Regions from separate parts of the Homo sapiens genome. Here region 1 is linked to region 2. Evidence: read pairs that join two places in POLR2A ChIA-PET (ENCODE). Cell type or tissue: Caco-2. All regions are shown on one strand. Links, peaks and the distances in the headings refer to the core of each region. The heading gives the core; the rest is flanking DNA.

What was found. ChIA-PET counts read pairs that join two places held together with the same protein. Peaks named below come from ENCODE experiments on the same cell type or tissue, not always from the same donor. Only the 100,000 strongest peaks of a DNase experiment are listed, where the experiment ranks them.
Region 1: POLR2A ChIA-PET joins it to region 2 with 13 read pairs; 20 of 35 experiments call an interaction of 5 or more read pairs at or near these places.

What each region holds. Positions count from the first base shown.
Region 1 is chr10:110,404,284-110,407,193 of GRCh38, forward strand. No RefSeq gene overlaps it. Among named protein-coding and RNA genes, the nearest start is that of DUSP5-DT, 91 kb to the right of the region's middle. In Caco-2, for the core only: no CTCF peak of the experiment used is centred there; a DNase peak (open chromatin) is centred at 1,319.
Region 2 is chr10:110,482,076-110,484,985 of GRCh38, forward strand. The region is part of intron 1 of DUSP5-DT (DUSP5 divergent transcript); the gene reads right to left. Among named protein-coding and RNA genes, the nearest start is that of DUSP5-DT, 13 kb to the right of the region's middle. In Caco-2, for the core only: no CTCF peak of the experiment used is centred there; a DNase peak (open chromatin) is centred at 1,686.

The DNA of each region.
Region 1 (2,910 bases), core at 156-2,655, 78 kb before region 2:
CCTGGAAATAAATTGTTCTGCATTCCCAAGAAGCACCCCAAAAAGTTACCTTCTAAATCCTGTTCTGCTTGTCACTTTCAATCTGGTTAATTAAACTCAATACCTCCAGGATGATTAAAAGTTAATTTGGCATTCAACAGGCCCGGAAATGAAATTCCATGGGAAACACTCTTGGTGAGCCTGGCTAGATATAATTAGAACATAGTCCTGCTGGGGGAAGAAGAGTAAGTATGGCACTGGCGCAGCCACAGAGGTGACAGTAGGGAGGCGGGTGCCGAGGTTATATGGCAGCAAGCCTCTTCCCAGGCCTCTAATTACTTACTCAGCTGTTGCTGACAATTGCATCACAAGAGCAGTTGGTTTACACTAAGAGTTTTTACTTCTAAATTGGTAAGGATCCATAGGCACTGCTTCTGCCCAAACCTGCTTGAGTCTCCACTCTGCTGTTTGTACAGTTCCTGCTTTCCCCTCACCCTGCTGCTGAGAGCCAAGGCCTTCTCTTCCCTCCCCCTCTGTCTTCCCATCTGCACCAGGCCCCATCCTGGCCCCTTCCACCCCCAGTACCTCCGGGTCTTCTGCCCCTGATGCCCCATTCCATTCCTCCCTTTGCTTCTGCTGCTGTCCTCCAAGAGTGGTCCCTGCTGCAGGCTGGCCACCCGCTGGGAGGTCTTTAGTGCTCCTCGTCTCCCAGGCAACAGTGCCATTGCTTTAGATGCCAGGCTGGAGCCTGGTATTCCAGGATGCCGCAGAAGGGCATTTCCTTTTTCCATCTCGGAAGCCACCAGGAGGCCTTCACACCTCCCAACCCATCCAACTTCCCCATCTGGTACCTTCGAACACTGTGGGAAGCAGGAAATATCTAGTTAACCCTCAAGGGCTAGAACGTCTCTTAGTGAGGAGCTCAGGAGCCTGTGGGGAGACCGTGTTTCACTCAAGATGAGCCCTAGCCCTTACTGTGAACTGTTTCAAATGAGAAGATACTGCAACAAGGTCGGAGGGCAAGTTTTGGGTTTTTCTTTGGCCTTCCGGAAGGACTAGGTCAATGCTATTCAATATGGTTGCCACTAGCTATATGTGGCTATTAAATTTAAATTAATTAAAGTTGAAGAAAATTTCAAATTCCATTCCTTAGTTCACTTGTGTCTGGTGGTGGCCACACTGAACAGTGCAGATAGAACGTTTCTGTTATCACTGAAAGTTCTGCGCTACAACATGAGCTGTAAGCACGGGCTTGGAGGTCAGAGCTGCTCTCTGCTGTTGACTCTGTGGCCCTGGGCAACTTGCTCAACTTCCTGATGCTTCCCTCATTTCTCCTCATTTCTGTAATAGTAGCTGTCTTAGAGTGTCCTGGGGGCCAAAGGAGATAATCCAGGTACATGCTCAGCACGGCATCTGATAACCGAAAGGGCTGATAAGTAGAAGCTCCTGGCTCCTGGAGAGAGGCTGCCACTTGGTAAAGTAGAAATACTTAGGATGAAGGGGACTGAACGCTAGCCTCCCTGTAAGTCCCATGTGAAGGCTGTGAGCTACATCACCCAAATTAAAAAGAGTAAATCAGAATTAATCACAATAAAATGGAAAACTCCAGCACAGATTTTTCTCTGGAGCCTGGGACCTAACATTCAATAGTCTGCTGAGCCGCCCAGTTAGATTCCTTCCAGGATCCATTAAGTCAAGAAACCCAAATGGAATGGACCCTCTTCCACACAAACCCCACCCATTCCTCCTGCATTTCCTAGCCCAGGAGTAGCATCTGGTCTCCAGAAAGCTAGAAACATAATTTATAACCCTATGATGTAATTGGAGTTATTATCACCATTTTACAGACAAGGAAATTGAATCCCAGAGATATTACCCACCTTGCAAGTTAGTGGTAGAGTCAGGCTCTTAACCCACAGACTCTGCTGCCTCGATCCACCCTCAAAGCCACTTGACTTTACCTCCTCAATCTGTGCACTTCTCTCCAACCCCATGGCCAACACATGACACTGGCTCCTCACCACAGTCCCCTTACCAGCCCTCTTCGTGGCCCAGTTCTGCAGTGTGCCTAAGGCAGTCACTTCTGAAAGCTCAACCTCGAGTCTGTTTCTTCAGCTCTCCCAGTGATTCTGCAAGCCATTCAACACCCTGTCACAAGCCCTCTCCTGTTTAGAATAGCAAGAGTGTTTCTCTTCTCAGTTGAATCTTAACTGATGCCACTAGCTCAGAGCTAGGTGCATTGAGTTCTGAATAAATACTTAGGTCCATTGAAAAGCACATGTTTGGTGCCCATTTTCCAGGTGCTCTATTAAGGGCTCAGGGTCATGTACAGGGTCTTTGCCCTCAAAGAGTTTGCTGCCTAGCAGAGATGCCTACCAGGAATTCAGAAAAGGGAAAAAATTTCAACAGGGGCTTGTGGACATCTTGCTTTGTGGTCAGCTTCCATTCACCTATGTCTAGTAAGCATACCTCAATTGGTAAAGCCAGCTCCACCAGGAGCTCCAGAGAGGTGAAGGAGATTTAGGTCTAAGTTAATCCACTAACTCCATCCCCTGGACACATTGATTGGTTTGGGAATGGGAATCTGACCCAAGTTAGACCAGAGAATGACAATACATCTCAATTCCAAGACAAAGTTTGAGGAGCTCTGGAGAAATAAGACTCACTCCTTCCGCTATACCAAAAAATTGTAAGGACGTGAGTGCCAGAACTGCTGTGCCTTTTGCTACTCTGTAGAGCCTGAAACCTCCGCCTTCATAAAAACGGGTAGACGAAGATTTGGAGAGAAAGAAAATACTGATGATGTTGTTTGAGCTCTGAATCCAACTGTAACTAAATAAGATCACCTGGGTTTTTGGTTTCCTTGAGCCCCAAATTCCCATTTTTTTCTTAAGCCTCTTTGGGAGGGAGGTTTCTGTCACTTGCAATCAA
Region 2 (2,910 bases), core at 187-2,686:
ATTTTTAGTGTCTATTTACTTCCATCCAGTAGGATGTAGCTCTCTGAGGGTGAGATTTTGTTTGTTTGATGTTTTGTTTTGGTCTTCTCTGTCCACTGCTGTATCTCTGGACTTAGAACAATGACTGGCACACAAAAGGCACTCAATAAATATTCAATGGATGGGTGGATGGCTGGGACAGCTCAAATTCCTTTCTACCTCAGAAGCTGGTGGGTCAAGAGAGAAGATAAGCCTGTGTCACTTCTCCAGTGAATCCATGGTGTCATGGATTCGCTGAAGCCATGTGTCGGGGTGGACTCTATACTGGGCCTTTAAGCACTTTACCTCCTCCCACACCAGAGTTTTTTTTTTCTCTCTCTCTCCTTTTTCCTGTCTTTGTTTCTTTTCTTTTTCTTCTCTCCTCTCCTCTTCTCTTTTTCCTTTTGCTTCTCATAGTCTTGCTCTGTCACCCAGGCTGGAATACAGTGGCATAATCATGGCTCACTGAAGCCTCAAACTCCTGGGCTCAAATGATCCTCCAGCCTCAGCCTCCCAAGTAGCTGGGACTACAGGTGTACACCACCACGTTCAGCTAATTTTTTTTCCCATCTTTTTAGAGACAGGGTCTCCTATGTTGCCCAGGCCGGTCTTGAACTCCTGGCCTCAAGTGGTCATCCCACCTCAGCCTCTCAAGTAGCTGGAATTACAGGTGAGAGCCACTGTACTTGGCAAGAGTTTTATTTAATTGCCCTTCTTGAGAGAATAGTGGAAAATTATGTGGGACAGGGGCTTTCAGAGCTGGCTATGAAAAGCAGTCATTTCTTCTTTTCTTTTTTTCCCCTCTCACATTCTTTTTATAGCTGTATGTATCATGCATGTGCAACCTCATGTTACCCCTGCCCTTTGGTAAGAAGCCTATGTTTACATATATATATATTTTACTTATATAATAATAATCGTTTATCTTTTCTGAGTGCTTCCTGAATGCCAAGTATTGTGCTAAGTATAGGGACCCCTTCATTTAACCCTCCAAACAACACTATAAGTCTAGTTTTATTGTTATTGTCAACTGCTTCTGCAGATAAACTGCCATAGCTTCAGTATCTGATGCAGAAACACATAGACACATATCTGAATTTGAAGCCAAACAAGGCTGAGCATGGTGGCTCATGCCTGTAATCCCAACACTTTAGGAGGCCGAGGCAGGAGGATTGCTTGAGCTCAGGAGTTTGAGACCAGCCTGGCCATGCAGTGAAATCTTCTCTCTGCTTTTTTTTTTTTTTTTTTTTTTTTTGAGATGGAGTTTCGCTCTTGTTTCCCAGGCTGGAGTGCAATGGTGTGATCTCAGCTCACTGCAACCTCCACCTCCTGGGTTCAAGCGATTCTCCTGCCTCAGCCTCCCGAGTAGCTGGGATTACAGGTATCCACCATGCCCAGCTAATTTTGTATTTTTAGTAGAGACGGGGTTTCTCCATGTTGGTCAGGCTGGTCTTGAACTCCTGACCTCGTGATCCACCTGCCTCGGCCTCCCAAAGTGCTGGGATTACAGGTGTGAGCCACCACACCCAGCTCATCTCTGCTTTAAAAACAAAACAAAACGAAACAAAAAAAAATTAGCCAGCTGTGGTGGTATGTGCCTGTGGTCCCAGCTGCTCTGAAGGGTGAGGTGGAAAGATGGCTCGAGCCTGGGAGATAGGGACTATAGTGAGCTATGATCACACCACTGCACTCCAGCCTGGGTGACACAGCAAGACCTTATCTGAAACAAACAAACAAACAATAAAAAAGAACAAGATGGTTTGACTCTGGTATTCCTCTCATTCTTAACCACTACAATAACTGCCTCTCTTGAAAGATAAGCTCATATCAGACAGTCAGGCAGTAAAGAAGGTAAACAGGTAGAGCTCACCACACTCCCCCAAAGGAAAAGCTGTTAGCTGATAACACTTATACCAGCAGAATTTTTATACCAGTAAAATGTATAGAAGCATATAAAAAGATATGAACACATATACCCATGTAGTTAAGTGGGTTTTTAAAATTTTAATATTTATTTATTTTAGAGATAAGGTCTCATTCTGTTGCTTAGGCTGGAGTGCAGTAGAGCAATCACAGCTTACTGCAGCCTTGAATTCCTGGGCTCAAGCAATCCTCCCAACTCAGCCTCCCAAGTAGCCAGGAATATGCCTAGCTAATTATTTTTATTTTTATTTTTGTTGAGACGGGGTCTCACTGTGTTGACCAGGTTGGTCTCAAAATCCTGGCCTCAAGCAATCCTCTTGCCTTGGCCTCCCAAAATGTTGGCATTACAGGAAGTGAGCCACAGCACCCAACTTAAGTGAGTTTTTTCTTTTTCCTACAATAGTAGTGTCAGACATTTTGTCTCCCTTAGTTTTTTCACTCTCCAATAATACATTTTGAACCAGATCTTTAAACTCCATTAAGTTGTTGCCTCTCTTCTTTTTTTTTTTTTGGTGAGACAGAGATTTACTCTTGTTGCCCAGGCTGGGGTGCAATGGCGCGATCTCGGCTCACCGCATCCTCCGCCTCCCAGGTTCAAGCGATTCTCCTGCCTCAGTCTCCCGAGTAGCTGGGATTACAGGCATGTGCCACCACGCCCGGCTAATTTTGTGTTTTTAGTAGAGCCCTGGTTTCACCGTGTTGCCCAGGCTGATCTCGAACTCCTGACCTCAGGTGATCCGCCCACCTCAGCCTCCCAAAGTGCTGGGATTACAGGCATGAGCCACTGCACCTGGTGTTGCCTCCCTTGTTAAAAGGCTTATGTGGATGTTCTGGCTGCTGGAGCTAAGGATGAAGGTAAACCTTGGGATGAACTGCCATTTTGCATAATGTGCTGGCTACAACAGCGGCTGGACGGGTTTAGACTCTCATTTGTTCACGTGCTACCTTCAGTTGGGGTGTTTGTTTATT